Linked DNA regions of Homo sapiens: region 1 is linked to region 2. Evidence: read pairs that join two places in POLR2A ChIA-PET (ENCODE). Cell type or tissue: Caco-2. All regions are shown on one strand. Links, peaks and the distances in the headings refer to the core of each region. The heading gives the core; the rest is flanking DNA.

Evidence for each region. ChIA-PET counts read pairs that join two places held together with the same protein. Peaks named below come from ENCODE experiments on the same cell type or tissue, not always from the same donor. Only the 100,000 strongest peaks of a DNase experiment are listed, where the experiment ranks them.
Region 1: POLR2A ChIA-PET joins it to region 2 with 8 read pairs; 1 of 35 experiments calls an interaction of 5 or more read pairs at or near these places.

What each region holds. Positions count from the first base shown.
Region 1 is chr17:63,600,262-63,607,324 of GRCh38, reverse strand. It overlaps TACO1 (translational activator of cytochrome c oxidase I), which reads right to left and starts at 6,430. Exons shown (of 5, transcript NM_016360.4): 1 at 5,962-6,430; 2 at 2,685-2,791; 3 at 885-1,012; 4 at 1-38. The coding sequence starts at 6,241. In Caco-2, for the core only: no CTCF peak of the experiment used is centred there; no DNase peak of the experiment used is centred there; H3K4me3 peaks cover 893 bases.
Region 2 is chr17:64,080,257-64,088,600 of GRCh38, reverse strand. It overlaps ERN1 (endoplasmic reticulum to nucleus signaling 1), which reads left to right. Exons shown (of 22, transcript NM_001433.5): 3 at 7,793-7,826. Among named protein-coding and RNA genes, the nearest start is that of ERN1, 46 kb to the left of the region's middle. RefSeq lists an enhancer at 6,124-6,243. In Caco-2, for the core only: a CTCF peak has its summit at 6,450; DNase peaks (open chromatin) are centred at 3,830, 5,887 and 6,214.

The DNA of each region.
Region 1 (7,063 bases), core at 1,239-6,238, 480 kb after region 2:
TGTCAAAAGAGTGACGAGCTCCTACAGCCATCACTCCTCTGACAGGGAAGGAAACAGGCTGGCATGAGTGGATGCCTCTAGAAGCTCAGCCTCCATAAAGCTCATCATTCTATCACTGTCTCTTTCTTACCCAGTCTATGAAGTACACACAGACATGGAGCAGATCGCATCCTCAAGGAGAAAATGCAGCTGCTGCTGGGTAAGGGAACAGCCCAAGAATGTCCCCACGCTCGATTTTCTGCCCTGATTGCAGTTGGGAGGAAGCAGACTTAGCTGATAATTTCCTGTGCCATTAAGATGCCAGTCCTGGTGGAGCATTTTAAGACTTAGGCATTATATGGCTACAGATGGGGATAATAGGACAAAGATCCCCTTCTACATCCGATGAACAAGTCTTTGGGATCCTGCTAGTAGAAACTACATTAAGGGAAAGTCAATTAACTCATTAGATTCTGCTAAGGAGCAAGTGTGCTTAAAACCTGAAACATGGCCAGGCATGGTGGCTCCCAGCACTTTGGGAGGCTGAGGCAGGTGGATCACCTGAGATCAGGAGTTCGAGACCAGTCTGGCCAACATGATGAAACCCTGTCACCTCTACTAAAAATACAAAAATTAGCTGGGCATGGCTGTGGGTATCTTTAATCCCAGCTACTCAGGAGGCTGAGGCAGGAGAATCACTTGAACCCAGAAAGCAGAGGTTGCAGTGAGCCAAGATCATGCCATTGCACTCCAGCCTGGGCGACAAGAGTGAGACTCCGTCTCAAAAAACAAAAAAACAAAAAACAAAACCCTGAAACACTAGCAGAGATCAACAGTACTTGCCTTGCAGAGAATTGGAACATAAAGGCTCTGTCCCCTACCACTCCTCCCAGACGCACACTTACCCATTCTTATTCAGGATATGTCTAATGTCTGCTTGGCACTTGTGGCTACTGTTAGATAATGCCTCGATGAGCAGAGAAGAGCCACCAGGGCCTCGACCCTCATACAGCAAATAAGTGTCCTTGGATTTCTGCAATAAACAACACAAGCACATTTTCCTGTTTCCCAATTCCTTCCCACATGTCAGCCCAGAACTACAAGTATCGCAAAACTAACTCCATGGGATGGGCTCTCTAGGCTGGAGCCTGAGCTCTCAATCTTTATTTTTGTCCCCACCCTCTAACCAACTTTTGAGGTAACAGGAAGTACTACCCCTAACTTGGAAGGAGTCTGTTTCTCCGGTCCCTGAACAATCCATCAGCCATCTCTCAGCTTTGCTTCCTACCATCCCTAACCAAATGCCACATCTAGTCCCTACCCAATCCCACTCAGACTCATCCTCCTACACCCCCATCCTGTAAGAAACCCACCGGTCAAGTCTCAAGGTCCCTACCCTGGGCTGCTGAGTACTGCTGTGAAATATCACACACCTAGGCCTTGTCGTAAGAGCTGCTGAAAACAGCATGGTCTCAAAATTGAAACAATTAATCCAGAGCTCTAGGGACTAATCTCTTCTGGACCTTCCATGCCCCTACTCATCCCTTGTCCATGTATTCAATATTCCCCACTCCAAGCACCCTGTCCTGCAACTTTCCAGGAATTCTCAACTCATAACTTCTCCCTTCCTCTTTCACAAAGGTAAAAAGGGCCACTAGGTGGGGAAAATAGTTGCTGTCTCCACCACCTTCTCTGCACCATGGCCTACATGAAGGCAATAAGCATAACGGTTAGAGCACAGGCTCTAAAGTCTGACTATCTGGTTTCAAGTCTGTCATTTTCTATGCGACTTGAGTCAACTCACCTAACATTCCTGTGCCTCAGTTTCTACTTACGGTGGTTTTGAGGATTCGATGAGATAACACACATAGAGTTTTTATCCATGCTTAGCCTGCAGGAAGCACTCAATAATTTTGAGCTATTAAGATAACTATTACTTCCTCAGAGCCTCCCTACCTGCCCCAGAGAAAGGTGTACCCTTACGTGGACTCTATATACCTGCCCCTCCCACCATCTCTATCACCCCCATCCTCTCCCTTTCTACTGGCTTTTCTCCTTTAGGGCATAAACATCTGAAAAACAAACACTTCCTCCACCTAACGTAAGGGCTTTCTCCCACACTGCCCCTTCTTTCTATAATACCTCATCTCCCTACAACTTGGCTGAGCAGTCCCGGTCTTGACTGTATGGCCCTGCATACTGCCTATGCATCCTACTCCCAGTTGTGCTCCTAGAACCAATGACCAAGGACGGTGAGCTCTCAGAAGACTCTAGGCTGAGGGCGTCAACTACATTGCTACCGTTCTCTCTGATAATTTTTTTTTTTTTTTTTGAGACAGAGTCTCGCTCTGTCGCCCAGGCTGGAGTGCAGTGGTGCAATCTCGGCTCACCGCAATCTCTACCTCCTGGGTTCAAGCGATCCTCCACCTCAGCCTCCCCAGTAGCTGGGATTACAAGCATATGCCACCACGCCCAGCTAATTTTTGTATTTTTAGTAGAGATGGAGTTTCACCATGCTGGCCAGGCTGGTCTCCAAACTCCTGGCCTCAAGTGATCCACCCACCTTAGCCTCCCAAAGTGCTGGGATTATAGTCGTGAGCCACTGCACTTGGCCCCTCTGATAATTTACAGTGTGTTTGTTGGCCATCCAGACATGAGCCCGGTAGAGGCTGTGATCAATAAAAAGCATGTCAAACAGTACACACCTCCATTTTCAGTGCTGTCTCAATCGTTGACTTGGGCATATGTTTGCTGCGACACACCTCTAAGATATTGGCCAGGTTGCTGTTGTGCTCAGGGTTGGGGCCTCCTTCTGAGATTTAAAGAAAAAGAAAAAAAAGAGTGAGCAAAGACATCTCATTACAACATGGGAGAATAAAAGGGATTTCCAGCCCCACCAAGCCAAAGGAGTGGCAAATCACCATTTAGCTCTCAGTTACCTTAGAATACCTTAACTAGTGTTTCAGTGGGATACGGAGAAGTATTTTCGGGTTTTTTTGGTTTGTTTTTTGAGATGGAGTCTCACTCTGTTGCTGGCTGGAGTGCAGTGGCACGATCTTGGCTCACTGCAACATCCACCTCCTGGGTTCAAGTGATTCTCCTGCCTCAGCCTCCTGAGTAGCTGGGATTACAGGTGCACACCACCACACCCGGCTAATTTTTGTATTTTTAGTAGAGACCAGGTTTCGCCATGTTGGCCAGGCTGGTCTCGAACTCCTGACCTCAGGTGATCCACACACCTTGGCCTCCGAAAGTGCTGGGATTACAAGTGTGAGCCACTGCCCCTGGCCTGGATAAGTATTTTGGAAAAGTACTTTTTTTTTTTTTGAGACAAAGTCTCACTTTGTCACCCAGGCTGGAGTGCAGTGGCATGATTTTAGCTCACTGTAGCCTCAACCTCCAGGGTTCAAGCGATCCTCCTGCCTCAGCCTCCCAAGTAGCTGGGACCACTGGTGTGCACCACCACACCCAGGTAATTTTTTTCGTATTTTTTGTAGATTCAGGTTTTCACCATGTCGCCCAGGCTGGTCTCAAACTCCTGAGCTCAAGTGATCTGCCTGACTCGGCCTCCCAAAGTGCCGGGATTACAGGTGTGGGCCACCATGTCTGGCCAGAAAAGACCTTTTTTTTGAGACAGAGTCTCACTCTGTCATCCATGCTGGAGTGCAGTGGCATGATCTTGGCTCATCTTGGCTCAATGCAACCTCCCACTCCCGGGTTCAAGGGATTCTCCTGCCTCAGCCTCCTAAGTAGCTGGGATTACAGGTGTCTGCCACCATGCCCAGCTAATTTTTGTATTTTTAGTAGAGATGAGGTTTCACCACGTTGGCCAGGTTGGTCTCGAACTCCTGACCTCAAGTGATCCACTCACCTTGGCCTTCCAAAGTGCTGGGGTTACAGGCATGAGGCACCGTGCCTGGCCAGAACTTTCTAATTCATTGTCTTTAGGGATGGTTTTCATTCTGCTAGGTTTCAGCGATCTCTACTTTGTGTCAGATGAAGAAGGGTTATAGATGGTAACAACACTTCCTGGACTCATTACTGCTCTTACTCTACTACTTTGTGCATAATAATTATTTTTATTTTATTTTATTTTTATTATTATTTTTTGAGACAGAGTTTTCCTCTGTTGCCCAGGCTGGAGTGCAGTGGTGTAATCTCGGCTCACTGCAAGCGCCGCCTTCTGGGTTCACGCCATTCTCCTGCCTCAGCCTCCTGAGTAGCTGGGACTATAGGCGCCCGCCACCACCACGCCTGGCTAATTTTTTTGTATTTTTAGTAGAGACGGGGTTTCACCGTGTTAGCCAGGATGGTCTCGATCTGACCTCGTGATCCGCCGGCCTCAGCCTCCCAAAGTGTTGAGATTACAGGTGTGAGCCACCGTGCCCAGCACTTTGTGCATAATTATTGAAATGTTCACATGACATTGTGATCTGAGGGTAGGGGCTGTATCTCATCATCTTTCTAGTACCAATGGCATGCCTGGCACAAAATAAACACAAGTTGGTTGAACTTCATTGGGATGCAGTGGCTGATACCTGCAATCCCAGCACTTTGGGAGGTGGAGGTGGGTAGATCATTTGAGGTCAGGAGTTCGAGACCAGCCTGGCCAACATGGTGAAACCCTGTCTCTATTAAAAATACAAAAAAATTTAGCCAGGCATGGTGGTGCACACTTGTAGTCCCAGCTACTCCGGAGGCTAAAGCAGGAGAATCACTTGAGCCTGGGAGGTGGAGGTTGCAATGGGCCAAGATCACGCCACTGCACTCTACCCTGGGTGACAGAGTGAGACTCTGTCTCAAAATAAATAAATAAATAAATAAATAAAAGTTGCTTGAACTTAATATCAAGAATTTTGAAGAAAAGGAAGCAAACAAATACCAGGCATGAGCTGAGGGGGTAAATTAACATTAACTGAATGCCTATGATGTGCCATAAACCATAAACTACCTCAAGGTGGGTATTATCCTTGTTTCAGAGAAACTCAAGTTAAGCTACTTGTTCAAGGTTAGTCAGTGACAGAAACCAGTCTTCCTGACTCCAAAGTCCACAGTTTCTCTCTCTTTTTTTTTTTTTTTTTTTGAGATGGAGTCTTGCTCTGTCACCCAGGCTGGATGGAGTACAGTAGAGCAATCTCGCTTACTGCAGCCTTCAACTCCTGGGTTCAAGCAATTCTCCTGCTTCAGCCTCCCGAGTAGCCAGCATTACAGGCATGCACCACCATGCCCAGCTGTTTTTTTTTTTTTTTTTTTTTGTTATTTTTAGTAGACACAGGGTTTCCCCATGTTGGCCAGGCTAGTCCTGAACTCCTGACCTCAAGTGATCTGCCTGCCTCTGGCCTGGGATTACAGGCTGTGCCACTGCGCCCAGTCCAAAGTCCATGCTTTCTACAGGACTTTTCCTTTGCTCCTACAGATGTCTGGCCCTAAACAGAAAAAAAGCCTTTTCAGTGTGGCGACCTAAGGGAGAAAAGACATGGCTGCAAATCTACCTTCCAAGGAAATGTGTCTTGGGGAAACATTAATGAAGCAAACTAAGGCCTAAGCTAAGGCCTAAGCACTTAAGTAATAGCTTTACTCAGTGCCCCTGCCACAACCAATAAGGTACTTGAGGCGACTTCAGAGGGGTTGATTTGTCTCTTCAGGAGAGACACACATCTGCCCTGACTCTTAGGGCTTGTTTCTATTAAGTACCCAGCTAGATTAGGATGAAGTCACTTCTACCTTACCGGCTTATCTTCTTAAGAGCAGCTCCCTCTCTGACAAACTGGCCAGATGCTCAGCGTCTGGAAAAGTGAGTGAGAACCTCCAACGTAGGGTAGGTGTTTTGAGGATTTATGAGGTGGGCAATGGTGGGTACTGGGGAAGGAAAACAAAGTGAAGGGCCGGAGATCTAGGTGGGCCCAATTCCGAGAGGCAAGCGAGGCTGCGGGCACTGAGAGGGCAGCGGCAGCCAGTGCTGGGTGACCGTCAGGGTCTCACCTTTCACTGCCAGGCGGATGTTCAAACAGAGTTTGGAGAAGATGCGACTCCTTTCGACGTCCTTCGGACCCTTGATGTGCCTGACTTTGGACCACTTGTTGTGCCCGGCGGGGACAGCCGCGGTAAAGTGCAGCGTCCTGCCCGGAGCGGCACCGCAGCCCCGGGGCTCGGGGTGGGAGGGCCGGGGGTCGCGCGGAGGAGCCGCCCTGACCCCGGGGCCTCGTGCCAGCAAGCATCGGGCAGCGGCCCTGCTTAGGCTGGCAGCAGCCCAAGCCGACATCGGTCCCGACCCTGGGGTTCAAGCTGCTAGCAGCAGCGGCCAACGCCGGCGCGTCTCTTCCACTGCCGGAACAAGCAGTTCCGGACCCCGCGGCCGCCTGTGCCGGTCACCTGAGATCCAAAGGCTTGGGCCCGCCCGGGGCGGCTCAACAGCTAATGACCCTACACTGTCCCCGCGGCACCCGGGACTGGGGGCCCTTGATGGCGTAGCACACTTCCTTTACCGGGTTCGCTCCAAAAACACGTCCCCACTGCCCGCAAAGTCCGTTCCGTGGCTGCACGGTACTCGCTCCTCTCTTGCCCTTGAGCAGATCTAGTTAGTGCTCAAGCCCTCACGGTTGCCTAGAGAGCGCCGGACTTTGTTTCTCATAATGTTTTAGTGGAGACACATCTGAGTTATGAAACTGACTTTGCTTCCAAATTGCTGCCTAAATCTGAGCAAGTCCAGAATGATATTTTGTTGTTGCCTCATTGTACTGGGAAAGAAACTGCTGCCAGAGAAGTGAATTGCCCAAATGTTTAATCTCTCTGAACGTCTTCCCTATTTATAAATAAGGATCTAATATTTGCTTTATCAACATAGGAAAGTTAGAAACACAAAATGAGCCCTTAGAGCTTTAAAGTAATAAAGTTTTATGTAAATAGCCACAGTGCACTTAAGCCCCTAGATGCAAGAGATGGTTTGGGACAGACTCAGATGAGTCACAGGCCTTTGGGAGAGGGAGAATGATCAGACAAGCCCTTTGGAGCTAAACTCCCCTCTTCATTTTCTCTCTGCTGTCTCGAAAGAGAAAACCGAATCCGTTAGAAGATGGAGAGAAAC
Region 2 (8,344 bases), core at 1,628-6,627:
TGTTTGGCGCATCTCAACAGAAAGTTACTAGTAGCAGGGTTGTCAGTCCTCTTCCTCCTCGGCGGGGAATGGGGGTGCATGTGTGTAGAGGATTACACAGACTATAAAGCATTTGAGACTTCATCTCTGCTCTTTGGGTCCTTAAATACCTTTCAAAAGGTATTTTGAATACCAACCCAGAACATTTAAAATCACTGCTAGGGTTACACTTAGAAGGGACTGGTTTGGGGACTTTCTAACTGTGTGGTAATATCTTAGTTGTGCAGAAGAGAGAGCTGATTTCCATTGCTGCGTTATGGGGGTCAGAAGGGTGGTCAGATGGGGTCAGAAAGAACAAGGTGGAGGAGGGCAGTAAAGCCAGAGGTCATCTAGAGTCCAACGGAAAAGCAAAAGCAGGGTGTTCCAGAAATATCCGTGCTCATCTGGGAAAGATAAGAGAAGGATCTTGCAAGGCTCCTTGAGCTCCAGTTAAGTGAGCAACCTGTTCTTGTGGCTTCTGTAATCAAAGGGATCTTACTTCTTCCTACATGGAAGGAAGTCTGCCCAGAGCTACCTCCAGAGAGAGGCCGTCAATCTCGAAGTCTGGTTTGAAACAATTATTTAAATTTTGGTTGATTGCATCAAAGACATTTTTCTGTTCAGCTGACTTATCACCCCATGTTTTCCCCAGGCCCTCACGAATTTTGCCAGCCCTGCATTTAGGGAAGCCTGGGATGGTCCTGACAGGGTCCTTCATGCTCTTAACTTGGGTTTCCCTTCAGTCTCTCTGTGCCCTGTGCAACTGGAAGAGCAGGCTCTTCAGAATTATGCCACAGGTGAGAGCAGGAGGAACAGGCCATTCTCTCCAACCTATTGCAGATGTTTGCCTTAAATAGCTTCTGTTTTTAGCTTTTTTTTTAACTTTTCATTTTATAAAAACTTTATACATACCCCAAAGTAAGAAGAGTAGTATCATGAAACCATGTACCCAGCACCCAGCTTCAATAATTATCAATGCGGGGTAATCCCTGTCCCTCTCCCTTAAATACTTTTCAAAAGGGCCAACCCAAAACATTTACAGTCACTGCTAGAGGTACACTTAAAAGGGACTGGTTTGGGGACTTCCTGAGTTTCTAGGTTGTGTGACTGGGTGGAAGTGGGACCCACTAGCCAATCTGGGGAATGTGAACTGAGGAGCAGGTCCTGGGGGTATGGCCTTGGGCTGAGACACCCATAGCAGTTGCAAGTGGGACTGGGTCAGGAGTCCAAGGGAGAACATCCTCAGATGCCATGCGGAGGATTTGCAAGTGTTGGTTTTGATCACGGGAACTTGACAGTGGCAGTTCTGATCTTATTCTGAGGGTAGGGGCCGGAGGGCAGTGAGTGGAGGAAGGTAAGAAGGCAGGAAGGTGGAACAGAGGATTCGGAGCAGTGTAGTTTCCCCACATGGCTCAATCACCCAGCTTGGGTTATAAAGGCAAATTCCTTGTCTCTACCTACAAAGCCAGCTTCCTGGGGGAAGAACCTAGGAATCAACATTCTAAAAATTCCATAGGAATCTCTAATACATTGCTGGTGGAAATATAAAACAGTACTACCAGTTTTGCAAACTGTTTGTCAATTTTTTGTCAGAGGTAAACAATATGATGCAGCCAGTCCCCCTCCTTGTTTTAAGAAATGAAAATAGGCTGGGCACACACCTATAATCCCAGCACTTTGGGAGGCCACGGCGGGTGAATCACGAGGTCAGGAATTCAAGACCAGCCTGACCAATAGGTGAAACCCCATCTCTACTACAAATACAAAAATTAGCTGGGTGTGGTGGCACACGCCTGTAGTCCCAGCTACTCGGTAGGCTGAGGCAGGAGAGTCACTTGAACTCAGGAGGTGGAGGTTGCAGGTTGCTGAGATTGTGCCACTGCACTCCAGCCTGGGCGACAGAGCGAGACTCCATCTCAAAAAAAAAAAAAAAAAAAAAAAAAAAGGAAAGAAAAGAAAAAAAAAGAAATGAAAATAGGTCCAAATAAACACTCGTACACAAATGTTCACAGAAGCTTTATTCACACCAGCCAAGAAAATAAAAACAACTCAAATGTCCCTCAGCAGGTAAATAGGTAAACAGATTGTGGTAAATTCTTATAGTAGAATACTATTTGGTAATAAAAAAGAGCGAACTATGATACATACAACAATATGGATGAATTTCCAAGACATTATGTGAGATAAAGAGGCCAGGCACAAATGAGTATCTATGACGTGGTCATTTGTGAAATTTTAGAACAAACAAAATGAACTGGTACTTATCTGGAGCAAGATTTGGAAATACTGAATCCAAAGGGATGTGAAAAAATGTTTTAGGGTGATGGAAATGTTCTGTATCTTGATGGTGAAGATAGTTACATGGGTGTGTGTTTTTCAAGATTGATTGAACTGTAAACTTAAAATGGTTGCACTTTGGAGGAAAAGGAGAGTGTGCAGAAGAGCAGGCAGAGCCAAGAGGTTTTTGTGTTTATAGGCAAAGGAGGAGTTGAAGATCCTTGGAGACAGGATCTAGATGTGAGTGTGAAAAATCTATGAGTGTGAAGACAAAAGCATTGTCCCTTTATAGAGATGTGAAGGGAAGGGTGGAGCTGGGCAAATGTAGAAGACAAAGGGTAGGAAGTTTCAGCAAGCTCACTCAGTCTCCCTTAATATCCCCTATGACACAGAAGGCAGAGTCATTTGTGGAGAGACAGGGACCTTGAGGCAAGGAGTAGTTTGAAATATCAGCTACAGGGGTGAGAACAGAAGCCAGCCAGGATCTCCTAGTGGCAGGGGCCTAGCTGGCCACACCATGGAGATACCACGTATCATGGTATCTCCACTAATGATCGCAGTGTTTTCTACAGCTGTGCTCAGAAGGCTGGGTGGAGGAACAGGGACTGCTATGCAGATCCTGGGTTCAGGGTGAGTAGAGCTTATCTGCTGGATTATTAAAAGTGATCAACAATGGATTTCCAGGCTGGCCAAGAGTGGAAGTAGGAAAGAAACTGCGCTAGTTTGAATATTTGACCCTCCAAACCTCATGTTGAAATTTGATTCCCAGTGATGGAGGTGGAGCCTAATGGGAAGTGTTTGGGTCTTGGGGGTGGATCCCTCATGAATGGCTTGGCGCTGTCCTCATTGTAGTGAGTGAATCCTCACCCTATTAATTCCTGTGAGAGATGGTTCTTAAAAAGAGCCTGGCACCTTCTCCCCTCTCGCTGCTTCTCTCGCCCTGTGAGCTCTGTACACTCCGGTTCCCCTTTGCCTTCTGCCACTAGTGGAAGCAGCCAGAAGCCCTCATCAGAGGCAAATGCTAATGCCATGCTTCTTGTACAGCCTGCAGAAACGTGAGCCAAATAAACCTCTTTTCTTTATAAATTACCCAGCCTCAGGTATTCCTTTATAGGAACACAAACAGACTAAGACAGGAAATGACACTTAATTACTCCATTCAGCAAATACGTTGGTTACCACCTGTGTGTCAGGTATTGTTTTAGATCCTTGGGAAGATGCAGACAACAAAAAATAAATCCCAACCCTCCGTGGCCAGAGTTGGGCATTAAGTAAGCAATAAAATATACAGAACTACAGAGGTGGTAAGTGACATGGAGAAAAATTAAGCAGGGAAGAAGGGTTGGAAATCCTGGGCAGTAGGAGGTGATCATGGAAGACCGCTCTGAGGTGGCAACAGTTGATCAAAGACCTAGGCAGAGGAACAGCCAGTGCAAAGGTCCTGAGGCATGGGCAGGCCTGGCAGTGCTTGTTGAATACTTGGAGGCCGGCATGGCTGGAATGGAGTGTGTGGGAAATAGTGGGAGATTGTTAAAGGGTGACAGGTTGAAAGGGAGGGACTGCTTGGGATTTATGAACCACTGTGTAAACACTGGCCTTCACTGAGTGAGATGGGGAACCACCAAAGGATTTTGAGTCACAGAGAAGCTTAATCTGATTTATGCCTTTAAAAGGATCACTCTTCTCAGTGTCAAGGCATTGACTTATAGTCTTGACAAACATTTAATCCACATAGAGATGCCCCATGAGGTTGATGTTATCTCTATTTTTTTTTTCCTTACTGATGAGGAAATTGAGGCTCCACGAGCTTAAGTAACTTTGCCAAGGTCACTCAGCTGGTGATTGGCAGAGCCAGGATTTATGCCTTGGTTTGTCTGATTCCAAAGTCCACACAGATTAAGAGAGGAGGGAAGGCTTGAGAGACAAAGGGTTCCTATGGTGTTGAAGGGAATGGGAACAGGACACAGAATTATGGTTGGCATCGAAACAGACCACAGAGTTTGGCAACTGATAGCATGTGTTAGGGAGAAATAGACATCAACAGTGTCGTTTGAGTCATGGCTTTCTTCTAGGAGAATGGTGGTACTGTTAATAAAATACGGTAGTCAGGAGTAGAAGCCAGTCTCAGGCAAAAGACAGAGGGCGTGACTTGGGCAAGCAGAGGCTGAGGCGTTGGTGGGAAGTAGTGGGCGTGTCCAGTTGATCCAGAGAAAGGACCCGGGAGAGGGGAGCCTAGAACCCCACTGTGGTTAGGGTGGAAGTTATAGAGAGGCATGTGCTCTCTGAGTGAGAAGAAAGGCTGAAGGGAGAAGCTGGCAATGTTCCTCCCTGTGTGGAGGAGGGAGTGGGGACAAAAATTCACTGCTTTTGGGGACAGAAATGTTTAAAACTTTACCCTTATGAACTTGGACAAAGGAAAGATGTGGACGTCTGTTTTGTTATTTGAGCTTAAAGAAGTGATTTAGATTAGCCTAGCAATGAGCATCTTGTGACCTCACCCAGGATGTCAGTTCCTGCAGGTGTAAAACTTGTGCCATTCCAGGCCTCAGCTGGACACACGATGGGGGCCGGGGAGTGGAGTTGAGGCCAGTGGCTGCTCCCAGGGGATCAGTGAGCAGGTTTGTTTCTTTCCCGTGTTAATCCTGGGAGACCAAACCTTGATTTCAGCTATATTTTCCCTCTACCTTTACCAGATAACCTTACCTTTACCTTACATAACAGCCACTTTTTATATTTGTGAAGTAACTCCCCCACAACTTTTTTTTTCTGAAAGTAAAACAACTTGGTGACATTGGCTTTTATTCTTATCGGGCCCCATATAGATAGTGGCTTATTTTACAGCAGTATTTGTTTACATCCCTACAGGTAGGACAGTGTTTCTTTTCACATGGCTGAAAACTTTTTTTTTTAAAGCAAGAATCTTACCTGATATCAGTTCTCATTATTAAATCAAAACCACTTTTTCATGTTACTCTTTTAGTGCACATTTTCAGATAATGCTCTTTTTATTTTTGCTGACTTTCCAAAGATAATTTTCTCTTTAACCTTTTTTAATATGAAAAAATTTAACCATATGTACAGAGAGTAGTAAAATAACACTCCAGTGTTCCCGTGTCTCATCTTTAACTGTTATCAACAGCCTGCCACTTCTTGTTTTATCTGTCCTCCCCGCCCCCCGTATAATTATTTTCTGTAGTATTTTAAAGCAAATCTTGAATTCAGATGATTCTTAAAGAAAAACATTTACAGAATTAGGTCATTGTTACATTTCAGAAGCCAAGCAGCAGTGTGTCTGCCTCTGTCAGAACTGTCTTAATAATTGTGTCTTTACCTGGGCTGCAGCTTTGAAGAGGCTTATTCCAGGTGCTTATTTTACTGAGTGGATGGGAAATGCTAAGATAACCATAAGGCCCTCCTACTGGAGTTTATCTTCTCCTAAGCCTAGAAAAAAAAAATCACAGTTCTTAAACACCAATGTAGTTGTCCCGGGAATCTTCCCCTGTCTCCTGCCAATGTCCTGAATCTTAACTGGAACCTTCCTGATACAGGGCATATCTTGGGACCTGAGGCCTCAGTGTCAGGTGACCAGTGGATAAGCTATAGAAAACCAGGAAAATCTGCATCTGAAGACGAGTCTGTGTGACTGAGCAAACACTGTACAGCAAAGATCAGGTTATGAACAGGAATTTAAATCATGTTGGTCTGCATGTCTTGTTTCTGGTGAATTCCTGGAATTTGGCCATGTCCTCTTAATCTGTGTTTATCTGTGATACCTTTAAGTGGCTGAAACAAACAAAAAAGATGCCATTTTACTGCTGTGTTTTCTTCGGAATATGATATTCTTGCTCTTCTTGGCTTGCATGCCTTCAGGCCGGTGTTAAAATAACTGGGTTATTGCACCTTGACTAGCTTGTTTCAGTAGGATGAGTGTGGTGTGCCTTTATTTCCTGTCTCTTGCATCAGTCTGTTTGTGAGAGTGTACCGAGAGGTGATTAATGGGAAAGATAAACATGTGCTTACTGACTGAAAGTTCTTCCTGTTTCCTAGAGTGTTTTTGGTTTAGTGAGTTGTTTGTTTGCTGCCCACAGACCGCATATGGTGTGTGTACACCTCTGTTGTTGTGAACACCATATGCCTTTGTATAGGAGCTGGGCTTTTAAGCAAAGTCAACATATGATAAGGCTTAAAAGATTTTCCTTCATCCAATAATTGGATGGATTGGACAGCCGTCTGTCACCATAAGCAGAGCCTACAGAGTCTGGAATTCTGCATACAAAATCATGTAAGAATACTTGCTGTTCTTGCCCCCCAGAGATTAAGTTGTGTATAGCATGGCTGTGGGGTTTTGGTTGCTGGAAATACCTCATCGCTGTGAGTCTCCTGCCTGCGGACTTTTGGATCTGTCACTACACAGTGCTGCTGTGCCAGTGTTCATGCTCTCTCACTGCCACCACCATCTGCCCCTGGAATCAGGAGCTTCCTCTTGCTTTGTGCCCAGGAAAATCTAGGGAGGGAAGAATTCTGCCATTAATTGCTGCAAATGTAAAATTGACTTAGAGAAAAAAACGTGTTCTCAATTTAAAAAGTAATGCCTGCTCTTGCAGAAATTTTAAGATATAGAAAAGGTTGGGGGGAGTTGCATTTCCAACAAGGATAACTTACAATTAGCATTTTTGATCTTTCCATCTAATTAGGTACATTGAAGCCTTTCCCCATAGTTGCATTAATACTCTATGTACAATGTTATCTTTTCTCCTGAACATAATAGCATAGGTTTGTATATGTCTTAAAATTTTATTAGCCCTCTTAGAAGCCTTAATTTTTTGCCAAGTGGACATTCTATAACTTAACCATATTATTGGGTAGGTCATTTGTAATGCTGCTACGTACACATCTTTGTACAAAAACCATTTTCTATAGTTTATATTGTCTTTAAATTAGATTTTATAAAAATGCAATGGGGGGGCCAAAGGGAATGAACACTTGGAGGCTCTAGAATTGCCGCTCCAAAGAGGTGTGTCCATTTACTGGCCAATCAAAGTTAGTTCTTAAACCCATTTTACTTTTCCTAATGGGAATATGTAGAGCTACTCCAGGCATCGGACAAGGTAATGATTAAGGTTTTAGAAGTCTTTGAGGTGTCAGATAGTGATGCTCTGACCCCTTGTCCACGGTGTGTGGTGACTGGTTCTTCGTTCTGCATCCATCCCCCAAGTTATATGCAAGTTTCTTGAAAGCAGTTCTGTTCTGGTCTCAGTTCTCTATCCAGCCTCAGTAACTATCCAAGAGCTTACATTTGCATCATTGTGGATATGTTTTCTAAAAGATATGCACGGTGATACAAAAATGCATATAACCTTCACGTGCACTAGCCCATGTAGGTTAACAGGAGGGAGAAAGTTATTACCGGTACAACTTGGCCTGGTCCTGGGAAGCCTCTGGGAATCTTGACATTTTGGGATGTTTCTGATGATGGCTTTGTTGTTCTTTTGCACAGATCCAGTCCTGCAGGTCCCAACACATGTGGAAGAGTAAGTTTTCTGATTCGCTCAGTACTTCCCTTTAATTCAGTCTTCTTCATTCAATCAGTGTTTATGAGGCCAGTTGCTGGGAGTGCATATATGTGTAAGTTTGAGGAATAACAGTGAGTGACATATAAAGTCTTACAGGTGCTATGATGAAAGCTTGTGTTGAGGAGGAGGTGGTCAGTTTCCTGAGGGAGAAGGGTAGTGGTTTTAAAAAGGCTTATTTGAGATGAAACTCAAGTTGAGCTTTGAACTTAAACTTCCAAAGTCCTCAGGGGGACTGGACCTCTTCCTCTTTGCTGTGTCATATCATGGAGAAAAAAGGTGAATGTGACCTGCTACTACAGAGTGTGTGTTGGGGTAAAAGCTGGATAGCACTGGTAAGAGCCTTAAATGATGGCACAACCTAAGGAACGATTCAGCCAAGGGTTTCTGAGGGACTGTAGTTATAGTTTAGTCTTTAGCAGATTAACTTGACAAAAGACCACTTCACATCTGCTTCAAGGGAAGCTACTGACGGAGGG